Linked DNA regions of Mus musculus: region 2 is linked to region 1. Evidence: chromatin loops called from intact Hi-C (ENCODE). Cell type or tissue: left cerebral cortex. All regions are shown on one strand. Links, peaks and the distances in the headings refer to the core of each region. The heading gives the core; the rest is flanking DNA. Region 1 overlaps Phactr3 (phosphatase and actin regulator 3). Region 2 holds the start of Phactr3 (phosphatase and actin regulator 3).

Region 1 (12,028 bases), core at 2,233-10,232:
ACTATTTAAGGTTCATCTGTGGGCAAATGAAAGGTGTGTGTGTGTGTGTGTGTGTGTGTGTGTGTGTGTGTGTGTGTGTGTGTGTGTATGAGACCCTGGCTGGGAGATAGAGTCTGTAGGAGAAGGTAGGTGAGTCTCCATTGCTGGTGGATTTGGCCTTGGGGTGGGAGGCCACAAGGAGGGTGATGTCAGAATAAGAAAGGAAAGAATTGCAAGTTGTAGTTCCTCTCCCTGTCCCTCTGGCTCTGCGTCACTGGTTGGACCTGAGGTAGGGCAGGCATGTCCTATGTCCTAGCACACCTTTTGGAAACACCCCAGGGGCAGTCAGAAGAGTGTTAGCCAGAGTGCCTCTGGGGGTGGATCCTCTGAGTGCTGGTATTCTGTGTTGGCTGGAAGATGTTTCCTCAGGAGAGATGTGCTGATGGACAGTTGGTGAAAGCCCTTGTACTAGCAACAGAAGTGTACCCTGAGCTCTGGGGTGCAGTGAGGGCTCTTCCTCATCAGTCACAGAGGGCTAGATGTGACTATGATCTAGGATCCAGAGTCAAGGAAGGTATCATGAAAGTCCATTGCAGAAGTGATCTCTCAAACAGGGCCCTGAACTGGCTTTCCTTTGGCTGGAGTTTGGGATATCGCTTAGCAGACGGCTTAGGCAATAAACTTGAAATTGCAGCACCCCAGGCTCTGGCAGTGGACAGGTCCCCAGCCTCAGACATCTGCTGTCTCTCTGTCTCTTCCTGTTCACCCAAGCACACATGGCAGTGGTGTGGTGGGCCTACAGTGCTTTGGGCTGTGACTTAATTAGATGTTTCTGTGCCCTGCAGCGCTGGAGAAGAAGATGGCTGGCAGGCAAGGCCGGGAGGAACTCATCAAGCAGGGACTGCTGGAGATGATGGAGCAAGGTAAGGGGGTCCCTGGGAGGGTGGCAGACATAAGTGGGACTCAGGGCATAGAGGGCACTCACTGGAGTCCCAGGGGCCTCTGGGATATGGGTCCCATTGACTGGACTGGAGCCAGGGGACCATGACATGAGGCCCATGGTGAAGCCTGTCAAGTTTGATGTCTCCCAAACTCAGGAAATCTGTTAGAGGAAGGGAGGGGCATCCTGTATTCATGTGGGGCACTGTTCTCCAGGTCAGCCTTCAAGGGTGGACCAACGGCTTCAGTCAGGAGCTGAAGTAGCAGGGTACCCCCTCCTCCATGGCCATTTCTTTCACCAGGCCATTTCATTTCACCTTTCACCAGGGGACATGTGGAAGGAGCTCCTTGAACATCTTGTCTGTCTCTAAGTGGCAGCGGTGGCTTTTAATTTAAGTGCAAGTTTTCTTGACACTAACACATTAGATCCTCAATTTGAACAAATGGTGACTGCACCTATGAGGGTCCCGACATTTCTGACTGTCGGGCAGGGCGAGGCATTCTGCATCACTTACCTTTGCATGTCAATGTCACCCCCAGTTTGCAGACATGAATGTGGGATCCACCCACAGCTGTGGCACCCACGCGGATGCCCAGTGCAAACATGGATCCTCCCAGTGTTGGTCAAGCAGGTTTCATCCAGGCTGTGCTTTCAGGACTGTGTCTCTGTGCTCAGGTTGGTCAATGTCCACAGCACAGGCATTGGGGACCTCCACACTTAAGTCTAGCTTTCTCTCACCATGTTGAGGTCCCATCAGATCCTGACCCTTGCTTTATACTTTGTGGGTCTCTGCATCTATAAGTCTCGACTGATGTGAACAACTCACAATCCCTTTTTCTTCTAAAATCTCTCTGGGCTGAGCAAGCTCCCGCCTCCTTAGTGAGGAGATATACTCCGCTTGTGTGCATGCATCCAACTCCCGTCTCTCCTTTCACTGGTGTCTGTGATTTGGTCCAAGAACCAGGAGTTAGGATGGGAATCCATGAAATAAACAAGATCTGGCTGAAGCCCACAGCACCATTGTGGCCTAGCTCCTTAGGTTGCCTCCCTTCCTGAGTTTTGGAATATATTATTGTAATGATACTATGTTCAGGGGGCAATCAGCCATAGTGATTGGTTAATGCCTTCAGTGCTGTGTTCCACATAAAAGAAAGCCATGGCCTCATGGCCCAAGGCCTGTGGCCTGAAGATGTTGAAAGCTCCACTCTGACTCTCCTGGAGTTGGTGAACTGTCAATGCTGAGCAGAAATACGAAGTGGTTTTAATTTGGAATGGGTCCTCAAAGTATCCAGAGTTGTGTTTGTGCATTGTATGTGTCCTGCATAAGGATGCACATACACATGTATGCACATGCTCACATGTCAGAGGTTGGCTTTCAGTGTCTTGCTCACTCTCAACCTTTTATGAGACAAAGTCTCTCATGGATTCAGCTGGGCTGTTGGGCAGTAAGCTCCATAGATCTCCTCATCTCTGCCTTCCTGGTGCTCAGGTGACATGGCTCACCACCGTGCCCATCTCTTTGTGGGGATCTGTGCTTGGGTCTTTATGCTCACAGGGCAGGTTCTTTATTGACTGTTCTATCTTTATAGCCCCAGGTTATTCATTTAGTTCTTGGGTCAGGGAAATAAAAAGAACTGTATAGGGCTGAAGAGATGGCTCAGCTGTTAAAGGCTAGGTTCACAACCAAAATTATAAGAATTGTATACTTTTAAAATGTTATATTCAATGAATACGGGGGAAGTAAAGATGGACGTTTGATTTTGGCCAACAATAACGTTCTAGTTTGAATAGTGGGAAAGGAAAACTTCTAGGAGGAATGCCATGAGCCTCACTAAACTCCATTTGTGTCAGATGGGTAAACTCGGACCAGAGCCCTTTGAGAGTGTTCAGCTACAGCCAGGCCAGTGGGACTGAGGTGGAGTGTCTTCAAAGCCACACCACAGGCCTACCAGCTTATAGATACAGTTAGGAGGAAGCCAGCTAAGCTTGTCAGGAGAAAGATAGTAAATATTTTAGGGTTTGGGGTTATAATTGTCTTTCATTACTATAATGAAATACCAGAGGCAGGATAGCTTTATAAAGAAAAGAGGTCTGTTTAGCTCCCAGTTTGGAGATTCAAGGGTGTGGTTCCAGAATGCTCACTTCTGACAGTGATCTTTGCTATGGATCAGAAATGAGATGACTCTGCAGAGTCAGGCGTCTGAACACAGAGTTAAGGCGGGAGGGGCTTAGACAGTAGGTAATATGCTAGAATGTGGTTCACTGAGGTGAGGGCCCTGACTTTTATAGCTCAGCCCTGCTTCTAGCCAGGTTTCTCTGTTTGCTGACTGTCAAAGGTGGAAGCAAGCCATGTCAAGCCTCCAGAGCAGCCAGCACACAGTGCTGCCTTTCTTAGCATGAAGAATGGTAACTCAGATCACCTGTCCCCATAACGAGTTTCTTGTTGGGTTAGATTTGGTTATGGGGATTAGCTGCTAAGACAGCCTTCTTGCTGTCAGAGTGCCAAAGCAGCATACATTTGTGAGCTGATGTTAAGTGCCTAAAACTGTGCATGAGAGCTATCCGCCTCAGTCTCAGGGTCTCTCTAACTCTAGGTTCTAGTCTCAGGACCTCACAGAACCAACCACTTCCCAGTCACCTGACTATTGGGTTAAGTTTCTAAATGCCATTAACCTATGACTTTAGGACTTAAATTTCTGCCAGTGTTGTGAGGGCCGGTTGGTCACAGCGGGGCAAACAGTCTGCTGTGGTCACCCACCCCTGCTCAACTGAGGCAGAAACAGCCACAGGAAAACACACACTGAGCAGGCACGACTGTGTGCCAAGAAGCTTCATTTATGAGTGTGAAGATTTGAATTTTCAATCTTTTTCATGAATCACGAACAATTATCTTTCTTTTGGTTTCCTTCCCAACCATTTAAAGATATGAGATCCATTCTTAGTTCAGGGACATGGAAACAGGTGGAAGGCTGGCTTGGGCCCAGCCCGCCTCCCACACACCACCCTTTCAATCTTGCAGAGGGAATGGGCCAGGAACCAGAGTGGCCCAAAGCAGTCTTCATTCTAGATAGATGAACATTCAGATGTTAACCGATGCTGCCAGTGATTATGGACTGCCCACTACATACCAAGGTCTGTATTAGCTGACAGCCATACTAGCTACTGAGACATGGTCCCATCCCCTAACACAGAGGGACACAGGCATCAGGGGCCCTACAAATACAAGTCATAGCAACTGAATCAAGGAAGGTATAGAAGGACACACATGGGGCACTTGGAGGCCATGTCATGGGGGTTGAGGGACAGGAGATCTGAGAGATGTTGCTTATGAGTTAGGAGCCCAGGTTGGTTTTGCATTTGGTTGCACAGAAGTACATGAAAGCTAATTTTGTTCCACACTGAACATGGAATCTAGGAGAAGACTCCTGTGTGCAGGCTAGTGCTCTGTGCCTCCCTGGGCCCTTTCAGGAGTCCTTTGCTATCAGGAGTGCTTAAATTAAGCACTCTAGGGGCCACACATTGATAAGCCTTCCCAGCCAACTCTAGCTTTTTACAGAGAAGAAGGTAGGGAAGTGCCTGGTCCTGGATGTTGGAGACAGAGTCACTAGCAGCTCCAGGAGAAGTGAGTACCAGGCCCCAGGATGCAGGGGTTCAGGGAAGGGACCAGAAGACAAAGGGCTGAAGGGCAGCAAGGGAGACAAGGGGCTTGGATGCAAATGTCCCTTCTTCCCTCTTGCACATATGCATGCGCCAGGGGTGGGCTGACAGGGACATGGCCAGGCTGTCCCAGGGAGAGGGCCTGGGGATGTTCAGGGAACTGGTCCTTGTCTGAGAGCAAAGCCAAGTGTCTCAGGCAGCAAGGACAAGAACCACAGGTTTAGCTTTGGAGGCAGGGCACCTTTTCCCCAGGACTCCCATGGGGCGGAGTCTTTTGCTTTGTTTTAAATACACAACATGAAATACATGTAAAGGCTGGGTGCAGAGCACTGGGTGAAGTGCTGACCCTTCCAAAGGAGCCAAGTTCCTTGGGGCCAGGAGCACAGGAGGCCTTTTTGCCTGGATTGGACTTGGCATGGCAAGTCCCCCAGGATTCTCATGGCAGCAGGAAACTGCTGCACCTTTCCAGATTAGGAGCTCAGGAGCCCTGCAGGGGTCAGTGTGAGACAGACTACTGGGAGATCACAGCGCCTCCTCTTTTCCCCGTGGTGGCTGTGGGTGTGGGAATAGGTGTGTGGGGACAGCTTTTCTGGCTGTGGGTTATGGATTCTTCTGGCTCAGCTCTGCCTTCTCCCAGGCGAGTAGGAGCAATATGCAGCCGTGGGTGCCCCCTTGTGGTCGACTGCCCTCATGGAGCCTGTCTCACTGAGGCCAAACTTCATAGCCAGGCAGTTCAGGAGGTACTGAGAGGGAGGGAAGACCTGACCATGGACAGGACGTCCCCAGACATGCCCAGAAGCCTTAGTAGACACAAGAGCTCGCTGCCCAGCAATGAAATCTGCCTGCTGTCTTCTCGGAAAGTCGTGCACCTCACGCTCACGCCTGCAAGTGACTGCAAGTGAACACGTGCTCACATGCTCCCTGGAGCTTGCCTCAGAACATGGCTGGTAGGAAAGATCCTGCAGGTGGCCAGGAGTGTCAGCTCTGCACCAAGGTTAACAAATGCACATCACGAGTCCCCTGGTCCTTGTCCCTTACATCTCCACCATGCTGCTAGTGTGCTGGGCTGCATAGTAACCCCTTACATGGGCTGGTAGTATGCTGGGACCTTGTTTGTGGCACTGTCAGACAGCTGCTATGAGGAGAGGTGACCTTTTCCCACTCTGCCTCCCCGATGTCTGGGACTGTCTCCAACCCACCTCCTTGATTAGGAACAGGGTCTTGCCCGTTTCTAGTGCTGACAATACTCATTCCTTGAACGGCTTCCTTCCCTTACTCTGCAACCCATCGACTTGATGTTTTCTTCGATGACCTAAGGACTGTCCTATCCTGATGGCACTGGGTGTTTTATAAGATGCGTCTTACATTAGTGCTGTGCTCATCGACATGGGTATCACGAGGCTTTCAGGGGAGTGGAACCCTGGAAAAGTCTGCCTGGTTTCTGTGTGTTTGCATGCATACTACCTGGCATGCACACATGTGCTCCCACTGTGAACATGCATATGCGTGTTTCTGTGCATGTCTGTGTCAGGTCCCTTTCATAGAAGTTCATGTATAAAGCATGCACATCTCTGTGTTTCCCCCTGCAGCTCTGAGAGGAGATGAGCAATGATGGAGACAAAGGTTGGCCAGAGGAGGCAGCTGACCCAGTGACAGAGGAAGGGGCAGGAGCCCCACCTCCACACTGCCCTGGCTCCACCCAGCGTTTCTTAGCAACAGGCCCTGCCACCAGGACTATTTTGGGAACTGTAGCTTCTTACTGAGTGTGATTCTGGGCAGGAGCTCTGTGCATAGCCCAGAACAGGACCACTGGACTGCCGAGCTGCAGGCACTGATACAGGCAATGCAGTCCTGCAGTGGTAGATGGGACTGGGGGTCCCTGGGCCTTTCAGGGGCAGCTTTGTTATAGTGATGATGATGAGGTATGGCTGTAAATCACAGCAGACATGGGCCCTTTCTCAGGCTTGAGTCCACTTCAGCAGTGAACAGCTATCCCTGTCCCCACCCCACAGGGCAGTGAGGGGCTCGGAGTGACAGGATCCACCTCACGTTCACCTGTCTCAGGTGCAGCACCCACCCTGGTGGTGGTAACAGAATCTCTGACAAGTCAGGTTCATCAACCTGTTCTCAGTTAGGCTAATTAAAGAGACAGGTTAATAGAGAAAACCAGGTTTATTCAGTGGGGAGAACAGAAATGCCCAGTGGGTCCTCAAGTCCTAAAGTGAGATTTAGGTTTAAACAAAAGGCAGGAGGTGTACAGCAAAGCCATCAGGGTGTGGCTGCAACGGCCATTATTCTCTCTCCAGCAAGGTGGTCTAACAAGCTGCTGCCCCTGCAGCTGGCACAGACTTCAGCCATCTCCTCCTCCCAGTATGTGATTCTTGGGGGAATTCTTATTCCTTAGGGAGCATTGTCAGCCAAATGGAGGGACAAGAGTGTCTCTTTCAAATCTCCAGTCCTGATTGGATAGTGACTACAGATCTGGCCCTCCTGTCTGTCTGTACAACTGTCTCACTGAGTAGCTGCAGTGACAGCACATGGGCACTCTGTGGGATGTCTGTACATATATACACGTTTATGCACACATACATACACAGGAGCACACACACTGCATCCTGCCTTGTTACCACATAGAAACTAGTCGGACTTAATCAGTGTTCAGATTCCAGAGAGCCTCATGATGCCCCCTTCATGGTGATCAGCATCATGTCATGTGATCTCTCAAGGGTAGTGACATTTTCACACTGCCTGAGGGAACCTGGCAACAGCGACTGTCACAGAGGTGTGTCAATAACCAGCAAGCCAGTCACAGGGAACTAAAAACACAGTCTTGAGCTTGGTGACATCTGATTCTATGTCCTTGGCTGTTCTGGGTTTGTCTCTGGCCCAAGGATAGCTTGACAGTGAGAGCCAGAAGCCGAATGTGGTCCAGAGCCCGCTTCCCTTTGGTCCTGGGGTTCTGTAAAGCCACCGGAAAGAGCAGGCCATGTGTTCAGCAGTGCTTGGTCACTGTGTGATGGCAGTGCATAGTCACTGTGTAGACCAGCAGTGTGTGGTACTGTGTAGACCAGCAGTGTGTGATACTGTCTGGCCCAGCAGTGTGTGATACTGTGTGGACCAGCAGTGTGTGGTCACCGTGTAGACCAGCAGTGTATGTACTGTGTGGACCAGCAGGGTATTGTCACTCTGGAATTTATGTTGCTGGGTCTGCCTCTAGAAGAGGCAACTAGACTTGCCAGAACTTCAGGGCAGGGGTTGTGGCCCAAAGAGGAGCTCACCCCAGGCATAGATATTGAGACCTCTGGTGAGACTAGCCTTTCAGCAATTCCCCTATGGAGGTGGAAGTACCTTGATGGGAGATCGTGAGCAAGAAGTCAATTTCAGATCTTCTGAGAGATGACAGAAAGCGGTAGATCAGGCAGGAAGCCTGGGCTTGGTCCTGGGCCTACAAGAACCCTCAGGGAGAGAGAACAGTGCTGTCTTGAGGCTACTGTTGACATAAGGATGAGGCCAGTTGTTTGGCTTTCTCTTCACAAACCACACCGGCAGCAAGGAGACCTGGCACCTGCAGCTCACTTACCTTAGAGTACAGCATATTTCTTACTACAGAAAGGCAAGAAAGCCTGCAGTAACACTAGTCCCACATTGTAGACAAGAAAACTAAGGTTCTGATAGGTAGCAGTGGGATGTGTGTTAGAAACATGGTGAGCTTCTGTCCCGGTATGGGGATCAAGTGAACAGTCTTGGGGACCCCAGTGCAGTAGGTGGGTGGCTAGATTGGCTAGCAAAAGGGGGTTTTGACCTTTAAATAATTGATCTTCTACTCCTGTGGAGAAGCACATGGGAGGCTACAGCCAGGACAGCACCCTGTGTGTCCAGGGCTAAGAAATCTCTGCAGACCACACTGCACACTCTATCCTGTCTCCGTAAGTCAGGGACCAAGAGCTTCATGTGGGAGAACGTGTGAGTGCCCTCCATCAGAGCGGACTCGGCATCTCAGAAGGGACATTCTGATCAGCTTCCCTGGAGCTAGCTATGTGGCTGAGAAGTGATTTTGTTACTAGGCACGAGGGGCCCAAGAACCTACTGCCTCGGCTTCCCTGTATTCCAGAAGAAATTAGGTGACAGATATTGGCAAAGGGAGACTGGTATATTTAGGTGAGGAGATAGCTCAGTTGGTAAAGAGCTAGGCGTGGCTGCCATCCCTTGAGCCCAGCACAGGGGAGGAAAGGCTGGCTGGTCAGCCCAAGCTGTCAGGTACGTTTCAGCCTTATAGTTTGGCCCAAACTGGGAGGCAGGAAGTTTTTCATCCTCTCTGCTATTCCTGTATCTGTGCCATAATTTTATAGGAAAGATGAAATGGAGGCAGGAACCACGCATGAGGTGACTTACCTGTGAGATAAACCACCAAAACAAGGTTCTCTCCTCCCTGGGAAGTGAACCTGTCTGCTACCATGGCTTTGGCCTTTCCCTCCCAGCCTGGTTTCCTAGGAAATGTTTACTCCTATAGGTCCAATTGTGTTAGGGTCCCTGTTTCAATTCTGGCCCTCAAAAGGTTGGGCTCTCCTAAGAGCAACAAGTCAGGCACCGACCCTCAGATGCCTCAGCAGCTGAGCCTCAGGAGAAGGGTCTGGGCTTTCCTGAAGCCTCATGAAAGGCTGCAAGTCCCTCATCCTGGCAAGGCTGCTATGCAAATTCTCACACGGCTTCGCTCCATCCTTTGATCCTTATTGGGTTTCATTTGCTCTCCCATAAGCCATCTCCGAAGTCTTTAGAGTATTCGCCGTCTGGGTCAAAGGGCAGCATCTGTCTTCATAGATTCTAGACACATAGGTGACTGACAGTCACTGGTGACACAGAGATGAATGGCTGCAGCCACCCACCTACTGCACTGGGGTCCCCAATGCAATGTCGCTATGTAACAACCCTAGCACCTCGGGGTACCTGCACTGAACATCTGTTACCACGTGTCAGATGGTCCAGGTCCAGCTGTTGAGGCCTGTTGTTAGAAGGGAACAAGTGGGGGCAGAGAGAATTTTGAAGGTACTTCTTCACCAAGTCCATGAGTCTTATGGATCGGATAAGCCCCAAGGAGGATGCAGAGCTGGGCAGGGCTACCATACAGGTCTGTGGTAAAGGAGTGAGAGTTGGTGGGGGAATCACCTATCTCCCACAGGTGTGAGAGTCCAGGGATACATGGGAGGAATGGACCCATGACATGTAGGGTACCAGGCTCCTCTGGAAACACAGCTTAGAGAGAGGGACTCCAGCAGAGCATAGGAAACCACATTAAGCCATCCATGACACCCTTTGTAGGAAGGGCCTCTTGCATGAAAGAAGAGCATGGAAGGAGGCAGAGTCTGGCTGATGGCTGAATTTCTTTGCAGATTCTGAAAATAAGGCATGCAGTCCCAAGGAAGGCTCCCAACCTGTGCAGAGTGAGCCGCCCGCTGGCGAGCAGGAGACGCTGACCTCGGAGGGCGCCCAGCCCGGAAGCCCCTCGGCCAGTGGAACAGATCAGGTGTCCCAGGATGAGCTTCTGTCCTCCGATGCTCATCTGGATGATACAGGTACCAGATGGAGACCCAGTGGCCTGAGCACTCCCCACCAAGGGCTTGGCCAGTCGCTCCGCTGTCAAGACTGCTGTATCTTAGTTCTGCCTTCTTCAGTCTCATGGCTGGTAGACCTAAATTGTTCCTGGGTGGAGGAGGAGTGAGGGATCTAAAAGAGCCATGATGATCTCTTGCCACATCCCCCCTGAAGTCAAACAAATGCACATATGCCAAATGGCTGTGCCCTGGGGCAGTGCCCTAATCCTGACGCAGATGAGATCTTCCCTTGAGTGATGCTAGAGAGGGTGTGTATGATGGGAGAGCCATGCTGTGCTGTGCTGTGCTCTGAGTGAGGCTCCTCTGTGGCTTGGCCGTTGGGGTCCTCTGTTACATGGGAGAAGTTATAGGGAGAAGTCAGGGTTTTCTGGAGCACATAGGAACTTGGTACCATGTTCGCAAGTAGTCAGTGTTGGAGGAGTGGGAGCTGGGCTGGTGTTTGTTTTAACAGAGTAGACAGGACGCTTGGCGACAAGAAGCAAAGCACACCAGAGCTCAGGCCTCACTCTCCTCCCTGACCAAGTGGCACTTTAAGCCACCTTCTGAGAGAGACCTCCCTGGGAGTCTGTTCTCTCATCTATTCTATGCCTACACCCATGCTGCACCGTATGGGGACTGGATCTTGAACCTCACATCCCTCCGGTGTTCTTGGGAGCCCAGGCTGTGGTATGAACACTCTGAGCTTTTGCTCCAGGTCCTGTGAGTGTCTGTTCCCTGACCCGTCTCTCTCCAAGCCAGAGCCACTGGTGCTCTTTGCCAGCTGTCTGTCCTCAACCTCCCTTCAGTATTAGCAGCGGCATGTGGTGTGTGCTCTTCCTCTTGCATGGCTGTTCCTCTCAGTCTCACTTGGCTTGGGGACAGAGTGGGGATCTGGAGTCTGAGGAGTTACGGACCCAGAGAGGAAGAGCCCCAGCTGTCTCACCTTGAGTCCCAGGCAGCTGACCTCAGAAGGCTGTGGTTGGTAAGCCAACTGTAAGCCAGCCTCAATTAAATGTTGTCCTTATAAGAGTTGCCTTGGTCGTGGTGTCTGTTCACAGCAGTAGAGCCCTAAGACACTGGGTTTCAGAGCCAAGGCAGGACAGGTCCTAGGAGAGTGATAGAAGCCTGCTCTGGGAGGGAACATCACACAGAGCAATGGAGGATAGGGTTGGCAAGTCCCTTTCGTGAGGACACAGTGAATGCTGTCACAGCAGGGGTCAGGACATCTTACCAAGACACTTTTCAAAGTCCTTCTGCCACAAACCAGCCATGTCTATGTTAGTGAAAGGCTCAGCACTGTTAGAGATTGCTTCCTGAAACTACCCACAGCCTGGGCTGCTGCCCTTCGCCATCCTAGAAGCAGAAGAGACTAGGGAGCTGAATATGGTAAAATGCAGCCCATGTTGGGCTAGGAGAGAGATAGGAGGCTGGCAGCTGACACGATTCCCAGGACCTTGGCAACCCAACCCAAGGCCAGCAGGAAGCCCAGCAAAGAGTGACAAGGGACATAGCTGGCAACTACTGATCTCTGGGCTGTGGTCAGTCAGACACCTGGCTCATGTGTGGGTCTGAGGGATGTAGGTGTCTCCTTTCCTTGGCTGAGCAGATGTAGGTTCCTCATGTGGGTCCTGAGTCCTACCTTGGGGATGTGAGAGACTTGACTGTGGATGTGGACAGGTAGAAAGCATCACCACAGGCTGTGTTCATTCTCAGAAGTTAGCACCAATGGCATATGGACCTTTTACCCTGGGTCTTGAGAGTTTTCCATTTTTCCTGTCTTTTTCCATGTGTGTGTGTGGGGGGGTGGTGGTATGTTTGTATGTGTGTACGTGTGTGGTATGTGTATATGTGTGGTATGTTTGTG
Region 2 (12,028 bases), core at 2,595-10,594, 130 kb before region 1:
GTCAATATTGTGCCTTAGTGTCTAGGTCAAGGGGCCCTAAAAGGTTTTCCAATTCTACCTGTTTCCTTGAAGGCCACAGAAGTAAGCAGGCTGGTGGTAAATGTCCTACACAGAGAGACAGCTCTGGTCAGATGGGATATCATGTGTTCGACAGCTAGGAGGCCCTGGTTGTTCTCCTTGTGCATAATATCCATGGTTTGTTTCCTTTGACTCTTAAGTTGATATCAGACATAATCACAGCCCTCTTCCCAGGATCATCTGTGCCGGGAGCAGGGTGCAGGGAGGGGAGGCTGGAGAGAAGGCACAGCGGTTAATGGCACATTCTTCTCACAATAGTACCAAAGTGCAGTTCTTAGTCCTCATGCCAGGCAGCTTACGACTGCCTGTAACTCCATTGCCAACTCCATCTCCAACTCCATCTCCAACACCACAGGCTTTCACGGACACCTGCACACACATGTGCACACACAAGACACTTAGTTAAACACAATAAAAATAAATATATTTTAAAGGGGAGAGAAGGACCTTTGGGGTCCCTGTATGACTTTATACAGCACCCACCAACCTCATTTCTTCCTCTATAGGAGATGTTACCAGAGGACAGGAATCTTTGGCACATGGCTTTCTATTGTAGGCAAACCAGTGATCACAGACCTGGTAGCCTGGGATACAAGCCATTTGCATCACACGCAGGTGGCCTGAAGTCCAGGTGTCTCTGTTGGCTCCTTCTAGGCCTCATGCTGACATCAAGGTGAAGAACACAAGGTGTGGGCCTGGGCTCTACCCCTCCCGTGGAGGTTCTGAGAGAGACACCACCTGCCTCTCCTAGTGGCTGTCACGATTCAGCTAATCCTAAGAGAGAGGCCCTGATTTTCTTCTAGCTATGGCTAGTTTCAAAGGCCACATACTCTGAGGTCATACTCCCTTCAAGCCTGTAGTGGCACCCAGCCACATCCTTCGAATCCCTCTTCCTTCTTCTGGCCTCAACCCTCTCTTCTATTTGGCTCGTGTGATGGAGCCTGTGGGACCATCCAGATCTGCTCCTGTCTTACAGTTCTGTGAACGTGACCTTGATTCCACCCGTCACAAGAGGGACTAGTTTAATAATGATGAGAAATCTGGAAACTGGGAATGGCAAGGAGAGAATTCTGTTCACATTGTGTGCAAGTGGATTAGAGCTGCCAATCTCATACCTGGAGGAGCCAACACTAAAACAACCCCCCCACCCCACACACACACCCAGGGTCAGAAGCCACACAGCAGCAGAGAACAACCTGGATGGTGATAGCCTATCTGCAGGGCTTTCTGTCTAGCTCAGGGCCTGCACGGAGAAAGCTGGCCATACTTAGCTGCATCTCTGGTACATCCCATCCACTGCACAACCACCATCTGCCTGCTCTGCACTGGTCTTCTGTCTGCCTCTTGGGCACTCTGCAGCTTGAGAATGCTTTAGTGAGGAAATGGATGGCCCATGCTGCCCTTGCTGGAGATTTTCTCAGGTGGCTCCTGATGTGAGGGTGCTGGGGTCCTTTGAGCATTTGAGGTACTGCCTTCCCCCAACTGCCACTCATTGCAGTACCATACCTCCCCCACCCCCTATCTTATACCTTCCCAGCTGTTCATATAGCCTGGTGTCATCGCCCCAAGCTAGGCCGCCATCTTGTCAGAACTCTCTCATTCCCACCCCCTCTGCTAGACACATGGCATGTTCTCTATGAACACTCCTTGAGTAAGTGGGCACAGATAACAATGAATGAAAAGCAAAGCTATCAACCCAAATAGGTCATCCTGTGAGCTCGGGGTCATGTGATCTTCAGGTCCCTGATGCTTGGATGACAGAGCTATCTATTACCTTCTCTGTCATCGCAGGATCTGAAGGGATTGGAGCCCAGCACACTCTGCTGACAACCTGAAGATCTGGTATTCTAAAATATATAAGTATCTTTTGGGCTGCCACATGTATACTCATGTTCCTCCAGCAGCAACTGCAAAGACCCAGGAGGCTTGTGGGCCCCCAAGACAGCAGCACAGAAAAGCAGGAGAATTTCTCTTGGACCCCAAGTTGCTGGACTAGAGGGGCAATGGTTGGTGCCCAGTGAGTGTCATCCCCTGTGACTGCCAAAAGCCACGGTAGCTGTTCATATGCCCAGAGTGGATGCTGTCAAATGCTCCTAGGTGGAGCTCTAAGTGATGGGCACCCATGTGAAGAGACATAACAGGCTTTGAAGCTGGCGACTGTGGGTCATGCTGGCAAGAATTGGTGAAGAGGCATGGCTGCTAACACAGGTTGCAGTGGGTTGAGTCCTGGAATTCTCATCTTTATGGCCAAAAGTCTGTGATGGACTTTTTAAAGTACCACCTATAAATTGAGTGCTCTGGGGAGGAAAAAGGGAGGGCAGGGGGAGAATAATTTATAGGCCCACTCAATGCTATGTGAGCCAGGACTTAGTAGAATGCTTAGCTGGTGTCTGTCATGGAGGGCTGGTGTAAATAGGTGTCCTGGTAAATAGTAGGCTGAGCTCTAGATTCCCCAAGCACGTAAACCTGGCAGTCATAACTGAGCACACACACTGAATAGAAAAGGGGCAGGTGCAGTGTGCGAGTGGCAAAGACCATTACTTAAGCATGAGCTGTGAGTGAGTCATGAGAGACCGGTGTGAGGTGAACACACCCATGTGACCGGAACAGGGACACACCTGGGTCCAAGAGGCTCCTTTGTGGTAGGCTCTGCATGGTCAGACCCTTGCAGTCCCATCTGAAGACCTCACCCTTCTCCTGTGCTGAGTCAGGAGACCTGTGGATTTGTCCTCTTGGTACCTTCTGGAAGAGTCTTATTCACACAGGTCCCTGATGCCAGGCCTCCTAGAACACTCCGGGTTTCTCTGTTCTCCGAGTGCTGCTTCTGACCCTGGCCTCCACACGGTACCACTGTCTACACCCCACTGACCTCCTCCAGAGTCATGAATCTGAGCCATTCAGGTTTAAATGGGAGCTGAAGCTTGCAGGTGACAGTTATATGACTCCTTACTTCTGAGTCCTTGGTGACAGGAGCTACCTCAGCCCCTGGTCATGGAAACCAGGCCTCTCACTGTCCTTAGAGAATGAATCCTCACACCCCTGTGCAGTGTCACTGCCTTTGATCTTCCTGTTGATGGCAACAGACAGGGACCAAGTCTTTATTCAGACCTGTGATGCCTATGTAGTTAGATTTCTCTTCACTCTTAGCAAACACTTAACAGGAGGAGGCCCCCCCCCCCCTTTGCCTGCAGGCTAATGAAGAACTTTCCACCATGGAGGGAAAAGCCCCACGTGGCAGCTGGGGCTCTGTGGTAGCAGAAGCCATGACAGGACTCATTAAATATATGGACAGATCAGGAAGCAAGAGTTAGACTGGAAGTAGGCCCAACCTATAATATTCAATACATCATCCAGGTAGGTCCCATGTCCGGAAGGTTCCACGGCCTTCAAATGTGATGCTGAGGACCAATTATTTAAATGAATGAGCCTATGGGGACATTTCACATCCAAGCCTTGACTCCCTAACCCACCCACGTCTGGCCAGTCTCACACCTATGTGGCTACGAAAGCCACTCATCCTAAGAACCTCGCAGTCTTAGATTGCTTAGTAAATACCGCGACCAAGAGCAACCTGGAGAAGGAAGGGTTTATTTCATCTTAAAGCTTACAGTCCACAAGGAAGGAACCTGGAGGTAGAACTGATACGGAGGCCACAGAGGAAGGCTGCTCACTGACTTGCTCCCCACGGCTTACTCAGTTTGCCATGTGACCACTCCAGGACTGCCTGGCCTAGGGTGTTTCTAACCACAGTGGGCTGGGCCCTTTTCCACCAGTCGTCAATCAAGAAAACACCCCACAGGCCAATCTGATGGAGGAGTTTTCTCAATTGTGGTTCCCTCTTCTCAGAGGACTCCAGCTTGTGTTGAGCTGACAAAACTCCAGCCAGCACCCTCCCTGTGAAAGTTAACCTTGACCGTCAAGTTCGTGAGAATCTAAACTCACCTAAGAGGCAAACCTCTGTGTGTGACATGAAGAGCTCTACACTGGGCAGAGGTAGGAGCACCTACGAGGTGGGAGCACCTACACAATGGAATGGGGTCCTGAACTATATCAAAAAGAGACGCAAGGAAGGAGCCTGAACATTCATCTGCTCCCCGACTGCAGCTATGATGTGAACAACTCCCTCCACTCCTGCCAGTGTGCCCTTCTACCAGGATGGACTGGACCCTTGGATTGTGAGCCAAAATACACCTACTGACCTACTTTCCTTTCTTCCTTCCCCTTTCTTCCTTCTTCCCTTCTTTCTTTCCTTCCTGACTTCTGTCTTTCCTTCCTTCCTGCCTGCCTTCCTTTCTTATCCTTCCTTCTTTCCTTCTTTCTTTCCTTCCCTACTTCCTTCCTTTTTTCTTTCCTTCTCCTTCCTTCTCTTTCCATTCTTCTTTTCTTCCTTTCTTCTTTCCTTCCTGCCTTCCTTCTTTCCAACCTTCTTTCCTTCCTCTTCCTGCCTACCTGCCTTTCCCTTCCTTCTACTTCCATCTCTTTCCTTCCTTCTTTGCTTCTTTTCTTCCTTCCTTTCTTCCCCTTCCTTCCTGCCTACCTGCCTTCCTTCCTTTCAGTACCCCCTCCCTCCCTTCTCTGCCTGCCTTCTGTTGCTCCTCCTAGACATCTGTCACAGCAGTGAAGCAAGGTAACCAATTCATTTCTTGACCTCTCCCAGCCTGATCCGCTACTCCCTCGGTTCCTGGTGCCTCCAGTGATGACATTGGCACTCTACTCTTTCATGCAGGCTAAGCCCACATCATCCTGTGACTAGCAGGCAGCAGGACAGGGTCTGGTGCAGAGCTGGTGTTTGATAGCTGTTTGATGACTGTGATGTGAGGCAGGGATAAGACAGACAATTTTGTGAAGTGGGTCAGTACCAGGGATGGGCTAGCAATGGGAGGGAAGAGATCTCTTGTGATCCCCATGAGATATGGGGCCTTCAGTAAGTCACAAGTTCTCACCAAACCTCAACTTTTGTTGTTTAGAAAACCATCAGTATTCCAACCCCAGAATTGCTTCCAGTCCCACAAGAAAGTGACGTACTTCTGCATAAAGCTGTTACATTGTCCAGCCAGCTTATCCTCCATTTTATCTAAGTCTGAGGTTCTCAGGGAATCTGAGCAACCCAGAAAGGTCTGTGTGAAGTAAGGAGCCCAGTGCTAGAGTCAGGACGTGGGCTCCAGTCTTCACCCAGGCCAGGCACTTCTTGCTGGGTCCCTAATTTTCCCTCACTGAGACCACAGGGCTGCTGCTTCAGGCCCAGTAAGCCATTAAGGGCAGGGAACAGGAGGTAACCAGGGCCACAGGGAATTCACATTGTGTGTTCTTCGTGGGACACTCTTCATTCATACCCCCATGCCTAGTTTTCTTCTGTTGGCAATTCTCACTGCAGGGAGATGAAAGATCCCAGCAGGTGCTCAGCTCTGTGAGGGCAGTGCAGAGAATGATCACGTGACCCATGACATAAACACATGAATGGCGGCAGCTACTCTCCATCTGTGTTCTTGGGGTCTTTTCCCATACTGGGCTAACCTGTTAGCCTTCTTTTACTAATGTTGGTCACAGATGCCTCCGTCCCTGCAGCTGATATACATTAGGGACAGAAAGAGCATATCAAAAGGCAGGAGTGGCACCACCCTGAACACACAGGATGATGTCAATGAGTCGTGTGTGCTGGTAAGGAGCCGCCTCCCCTCATCCACATACTGGGGTCAAAGAGCTTGTGGGAGCCAGCCTAAGGCCACACACACACATGTGAAAAATGCCAGAGCCCCATCTTGTGCTCAGATCTTCAACCCTGACTTACAGGATTTAACAGACAGACTAAAAGTGAGTGGGACCCTAAAGGGGCATCTATGGGAAGCCATGAGAAGCCTGCCTCAACGGGGAAGTGGTGACCAGGGAAGGGAAGGGCACTGCTTCAGTTTTCCTCACTCCCACCCATCCCTTTGACCTTTTTTTCTGCCCCCCTTTTCTTTCTGCTCCCCTCCCCGACAAGATTTCTCTGTGTAGCACTGGCTGTTCTGGAATTCGATCTGTAGACTAGGCTGGCTTTGAACTCAGAGATCAGCCTGGTTGTGCCTCTTGAGTCTGGGACTAAGGGTGTGTGCCACCATTGTTGGCTTTTTTTTTTTTTTAAGACAGGATTTCCCTTTTATAGCCCAGTCTGGTATGAAACTGACTATGAAATGCAGATGCAGGCTTACCTGAAACTAACAATTCCCCTGCCTCAACTTCCTAAGTGCTGGTATTACAGGTGTGTGCTATCTCTCATTGCTCAGGGATTTAAAAAAAAAAAAAACACATATTTATTTATTTATTTATTTATTTATTTATTTATTTAGTATGTTGTATCTGTGAGTATAGAAACATATCACATGCACTATGGAATTTAGAAGAGGGCATCAGATTCCCTGGAACTAGAGTTGCAGATGGTTGTAAGCCACCCATGTGGGTGCTGGGAACTGAACCCTCTCCTCCACAAGATCAGCAGCTGCTGCTGCTGTTGTTCTTGTAGTTGTTGTTGTTGTAGAGGAGTCGTCCTCCCCCTTCTCCCCCTGCTCCTCCTCCTCCTGCTGTTGCTCCTGCTGCTGCTCCTGCTCCTCCTCTCCTCTCCTCAGCAATTCATTTAATTTATTTTCTCCTCCTCCTTTTTGTGCTGACGAGGCTGGCCTTGAACTCAGAGATCTGCCTGCCTCTGTGTCTGAGTCCTGGGATTAAAGCTTGAGCCACAATGCCCAGGTCTTCAGCCAGCATTCTTAACCATTAAGCATTCTTAACTCTCTAACTTTTGGCTTGAGGAGGGGCTATATGGACACATATGTATGGTGTGTGTGCATGTGTGTGTGTGTGTGTGTGTGTGTGTGTGTGTGTGTGTGTGTGTGTGTGTGTTATGAGGGGGAACCTTGTGTACTGGAGGCCTAAGGCTGACATCTAGTGTCTGTCTTGGTCCATTTCCACCTTCTGCCTTGAGGCAGGGTCTCTCACTTGAACCCAGAGCTCACTGACTTGACTAGTCCATCTAGCCAGTTTGTTCAGGGGAGATCATCTATCTCTCCCTCCTTTGTGCTGAGAATACAGATTGCCCAACATGTGGGGAGCTGGGAATCAGAACTTCCTGTCCTCAAGGTGGAACCCACTGAATAATTTCCCCAGCCAGAAGATTTTGCTCTGGACACTACCTTGGGTAGTCTCACCAGCAGGGAACACAAGGTGGAGAGCTATAGGAAAAAGAGAACCAAGTTCAAAGCTGTCAGGCAAGCGTTGGGTGCAGTTTCTCCTCATGGCCAGCAGAGGGCAGAGCTGGCTGCTTGCTCATCCAGCTGACGAACTTGACTCAATGCTGAAATTTCCAAGTTCTGGGTATATTGACCTTTGTGCCTCTTAAGCTGGCCCTTGAGATTCAGCCAAAGACATCGATTGAGAAGTTCTTTTTAAGTATCTGAAGTTTGCTAGTTCTGTGTTTTCAAAAACAGTAAAGGTGAAGAGACATTGGTGGGGTCCTGATGTGTATCAACGTGCTGTCTTTTGCACTAAATGGGACTGGAACTAGGATGGCCTCTGATATCACATGGAGCTGGAATCCTCACTTCCAGGTCAGGGCCTGTGTGGCCAGACACTCCCATATGTATTCCTTTTCTTGTCTGGCTAATAGCACTGCTCACTGGATGCTAGTGCCTGAATGACAGGCACCAACAGGCAAACTTGACAGAAATCCCTGTGTAGTTACTGACACTACTGTAGCTAGTGTGCCCTGTGTAGCTGGTGACACTACTGTAGGTAGTGTGCCCTGTGTAGCTAGTGACAGACACTACTCCCCCACTCTGAAGGAATGGCTTGCATTATTATCTCTGTAGGGTGTCCAGATACTTAGCTCAAGGGAACAAGGAGCTGATAGGCACTCGTGTGAAAGAGATGCAGATCCCAGTGACCATCCATGTCCCTGCCTGGTAACAAGCCTGTGAGGGACCACAGCTCACTGCAGCATCCAGCATGGTTCTAAAGATGGACCCGACTGAGACAGAGGGGAAATGAAGACAAGACAAAGACAGACAGACAGAGGCCTGGGATCTGGAGGTCTGGGTTCTCGTCTACCGCAGCACCCGAGACACATGGCCTGTTTACTGTATAAAGTTGGCCATAGAGACAGGGTTACTATGTGTCTCTGGAGAAGGAGGCAGGATCTATGAGGTTGGATCAAGGAGGTGGGCTGCTAATCTGGGAGCACCAGGGTGTGGTGAAAGCTACGGTGGACATTTTCTGCACACACTGTCACCATCCACAATTGCACAAGAGGAGAGCCCGACATACATCTGTGCCTCGCCCCAGGGGAAGGAAGGCCTTGTCTTCCTCTGTGGGTTTGAGACTCTGTGGTCTTTAACATGGCCGTGTCCTTGTCAACAGCACATATTCACTCACAATGTCATGCACCCTACAGCTTACAGCCTGGCTGTGTATGTTCTCCAAGGGGGACAGGCCAGCCTGCAGAAGCTGTCTGCACAGAGTAGGTCATGTGACCCAGCACTGGGTTAGCACCCACCATTGGACCTTGAGTCACTCTACTGGCCAGCAGAGGCTGTGTTCAGTTTACAGTTGTAGAAATGCAGGCCTTGAGAGGGTCCCTCAGGCTTGAGAACGTTGGAGCAGAACAGGTCTGTCTTGCTGTGGGTTGTGCCTTCCTACCACCAAGCTTGATGGAGAACACCCCTGTGATACTTGGTCCCCCCTTCTCTGGACCTCCAGCTCACCTGTCACTGTTAGACTCGAGGTTCCCTTGGCCCCCCTACCAGTGTAGCATCATCAAACCATCAAAGCTGGCTTCCGTCTCTCATCCACACCTCTTCTATCTGCAGCTCGCCTGCCCACTGACTCTGACTCCCCCAGCCCAGCCTCAGCTTCTACCCCACAAATTTGACATCTTCTTATTCCACCTCCATGATCCCCCACCCCCATCCCATCAGCCTGTGCCTCCTCAACAGCAGCCAAAAGGTCCTTTGGAGATACACCTCTGCCTCTGGTTGCTTTGCTCCATTCTTGAACAAGAGGCAAACTCCAAAGAAGACAAGGGGTGATGGGGCTCACGGAACACCAAGCTGGGCCCTGCCAGGAGGGTACAGGACACCAGGCTGGGCCCTGCCTCTTTGCAGGAATGGTAGAAATCTGTGTTATCCTTCCAATGAGCTTTGTCCCGGATCTTCCCTTTACCTGGAGATACCTCCCATGGTCCTGATTGGCTGCTTTCTCATGCCTTTGTTCCCTGAACATCATTTCTTCTCACCAGGCCCACCCCTCCTCCAGGGAGGCCTCCCTCTCAGCCTCATGGCTTGTCTGTGAGTTATCCATAGAGTACTACCAAACCAACGCCAGGCCCCATTTGTTTACTATGCTTCTCTGGGAAATCGCAGGTGTAGCCACACAGACGGTGCTCAGGAAATCTTTGATAGACTGGCAGACACATCTATGAATCAGCACTCTCTGTAAGAATGTAGCCTGCTCGGACAATGTGGGAGTGAACTGGTCCTCCTGTGGGCTTTTCCTTATCTCTTCTGGGTTCACATACTGTGTGTCAGTGTGTGTGTGTGTGTGTGTGTGTGTGTGTGTGTGTGTGTGTGTGTGTGTTTCCAGATGCCCTGGGGCAGCCACATTGGTCCTCAGGGTTACTCTAAGTTGGGGAGAAACAGCTTTAGGTTTTCTAACCCAGGATACCGTTGTTCACTTGATTCTGAAGGGGGGACAGGTAGGCTGCCAGGTGAGAGCCTCAGCAGGTGAGAGGGGAAATCCAAGTGCTCTTCAGACCCAACATCAGCCTAACACCTCCATGCACATTTTAAAGGAAAAAAGAAAACTTTTCTAAAATAACTGGCGTACTACAAAGCTCACCCCTGTAGCATGTAGACGTCTGTGGATTTTTAGTGAATGTAGAGTCAGGAAACTGTTCCCACAGGCCAATTTTAGATTATCCTGAGTATCTGGGGTTACCTCAAGGAAACCGTGCACCCATTTGGCTATAATCTCCTTCCTGTTCTGCTCACTGCCCTGTCCTGGGCACCCACAAAGCCTCACTTTTATCCTTCAATGCCTCTTTGCAATGGGGTCAGAAGAGAGAGAACATCTCATGCTGTCTTCTCTCGTGCGTGTGTCTCCTGGCCTGCCACGATGCTTACATCTCACTCTTTTTCTTGGAGATAGGTTTTCACTGTCTAGCCCCTAGCTGGGGTGGCTCCAAAGTCATGAATTCCACCCCAGTCAGCCTCTGGAATGTGGGGATTACAGGTGGGAGCCACCATATGACACTAATCAGTTGACAGATGGCTGGTTTGCTTGTGTTTTTGGACCACCATGAAGGGTGGTCTCCTGCTCAGTCTTGAGGTGCATCTAGTTCATTTATTCCAGAGAGTTTATGGAAAGGAGGGAGGGAGGGAGGGAGGGAGGGAGGGAGGGAGGGAGGGAGGGAGGGAGGGAGGGAGGGAGGGAAAGAAGAGGAGATTGAGCTCCCACTCCAGATTACTGAGGCCGGGAACTTCTTGGACAGGGATCTGCACACCAACCAGGAAGCCACATCCTTACAATGTGTGTGCCAGCCAGGGTCTGAGAATGACCTAGTCTACAATTTAAGGCTCTCCTGCCTAGTGTGTGCCCAGTGATCAGAAAGAGTGGGTTTTCTATGCTGCTTTGAATTTTAGAACTTTATTTTGGAACTTGAGCCATCATCTGCCCAAGAGTGAAGTCTAAGCACTTTTCCTATTTCTTGCAGTATCCCCTGGGCATCTTCCAACCCAGCGAGGTGACACAGCAAGGTCCCCGACCCTTATAAGACTTTCCTTTCCTAGTTTTTCCCACTGCAGGGGAGAGGAGTTGCCAGCTCACCTCCAAGCTCCTCCTAGGAAAGGGAGAAAGGCTTCCTTAGGCAAGGGGGAGGGAACTTCCTTGCTGTTCCCTCTAGTCCTTGGTCCCCTCAGTTTCCTTAAAGGTGAAACTCCCTGACAGGCACCTATGCCTATGGGCTAAGGAATGGATAGAGGGGAAGAGAGTAGTGCCCCACAGGTCCTGACCAGGCACTTGATGCTGCCCCCTTTTCGTTGTGGATAGGTGAGCATAGGGAAGACCATGTCATAACCATCTCCAAGAGGAGGGCCAGGAAAACCAGCCGCCAGGATCTGCCTGGAGAGTGCCTTCAAGGGAGGCACCGCCCTCGCCTCAGGGCTCCTCCTTTCCTGTTGGTGGAGGGCGGGGTGGGAGGAAAGACTGGGGAGGGGGGAGAGGGCATGTGGCTGCTTTCTGTCCTAGAGCCCCAGGTATGGTGGTGGGCGGATCATAACCTACGATCCAGTCCATATGTCTCCCCGGCCTCTGACAGTCCAGGTATTTGAGACCCCTCCCCATCACCACTCATTCTCACTCCCAGCTTCGTGACGTCATGCTCCTCCCATGGCATGATGGGAGAATCCTAATGTTTTCCAACAGATGCTCCAAGAACAGCTTTCAGATTAAAGCAATTGCAAGAGCAAAGATTCTCCTTTTTCCCTTTTTTTCGGGGGGGTGGGGGGTGGGGTGGGGGGAGGGAGCACCCCCAGACATTCCTGGACATCTCCCCCAGCCCCAAGCACGCCATAAACACTGACAAGAAAAAGTTTTTATTTCCTGGTTCAACTTTTTTTTTTCCCCTGGAATATAAGCAGAAGAATGGGAATAAATACGAATAAATAACAAAGCGAGGCCGCGCAAGCCGGGATGCGCCTGGCTGCAGCCTGCAAGGCTTTTGTCTCCCCACCCTGAAGCCAGCCTGGCGTCCTCCTCCGTTCTTTTTCTTTCCTGGTCCCTTTTGCTTTTCCTTTTAAAAAAGACGCCCTCTCCAGCCCCCTCGCCGGTGACCTTGGCCGCCTAGGATGCTCTGATTCCGCATCTCCCTCCAACTTGCCCCTGCGTCGCCTTTCCCATGGCCGCATCCGAGGACGGCAGCAGCTGCCTT

What was found. Hi-C counts contacts between places; a loop is a spot of excess contacts. Peaks named below come from ENCODE experiments on the same cell type or tissue, not always from the same donor. Only the 100,000 strongest peaks of a DNase experiment are listed, where the experiment ranks them.
Region 2: a loop joins it to region 1, with 7 times the contacts of the local background. A loop is called at or near these places in 26 of 42 quality-filtered maps.

Annotation. Positions count from the first base shown.
Region 1 is chr2:178,259,354-178,271,381 of GRCm38, forward strand. Phactr3 (phosphatase and actin regulator 3) reads left to right here. Exons shown (of 13, transcript NM_028806.2): 3 at 825-902; 4 at 9,964-10,146. Among named protein-coding and RNA genes, the nearest start is that of Phactr3, 120 kb to the left of the region's middle. In left cerebral cortex, for the core only: a CTCF peak has its summit at 5,247 (motif pointing left); DNase peaks (open chromatin) are centred at 3,864, 5,225 and 6,301; H3K27ac peaks cover 3,987 bases.
Region 2 is chr2:178,130,390-178,142,417 of GRCm38, forward strand. It overlaps Phactr3 (phosphatase and actin regulator 3), which reads left to right and starts at 11,544. Exons shown (of 13, transcript NM_028806.2): 1 at 11,544-12,028. The coding sequence starts at 11,996. In left cerebral cortex, for the core only: a CTCF peak has its summit at 7,355 (motif pointing right); a DNase peak (open chromatin) is centred at 7,343.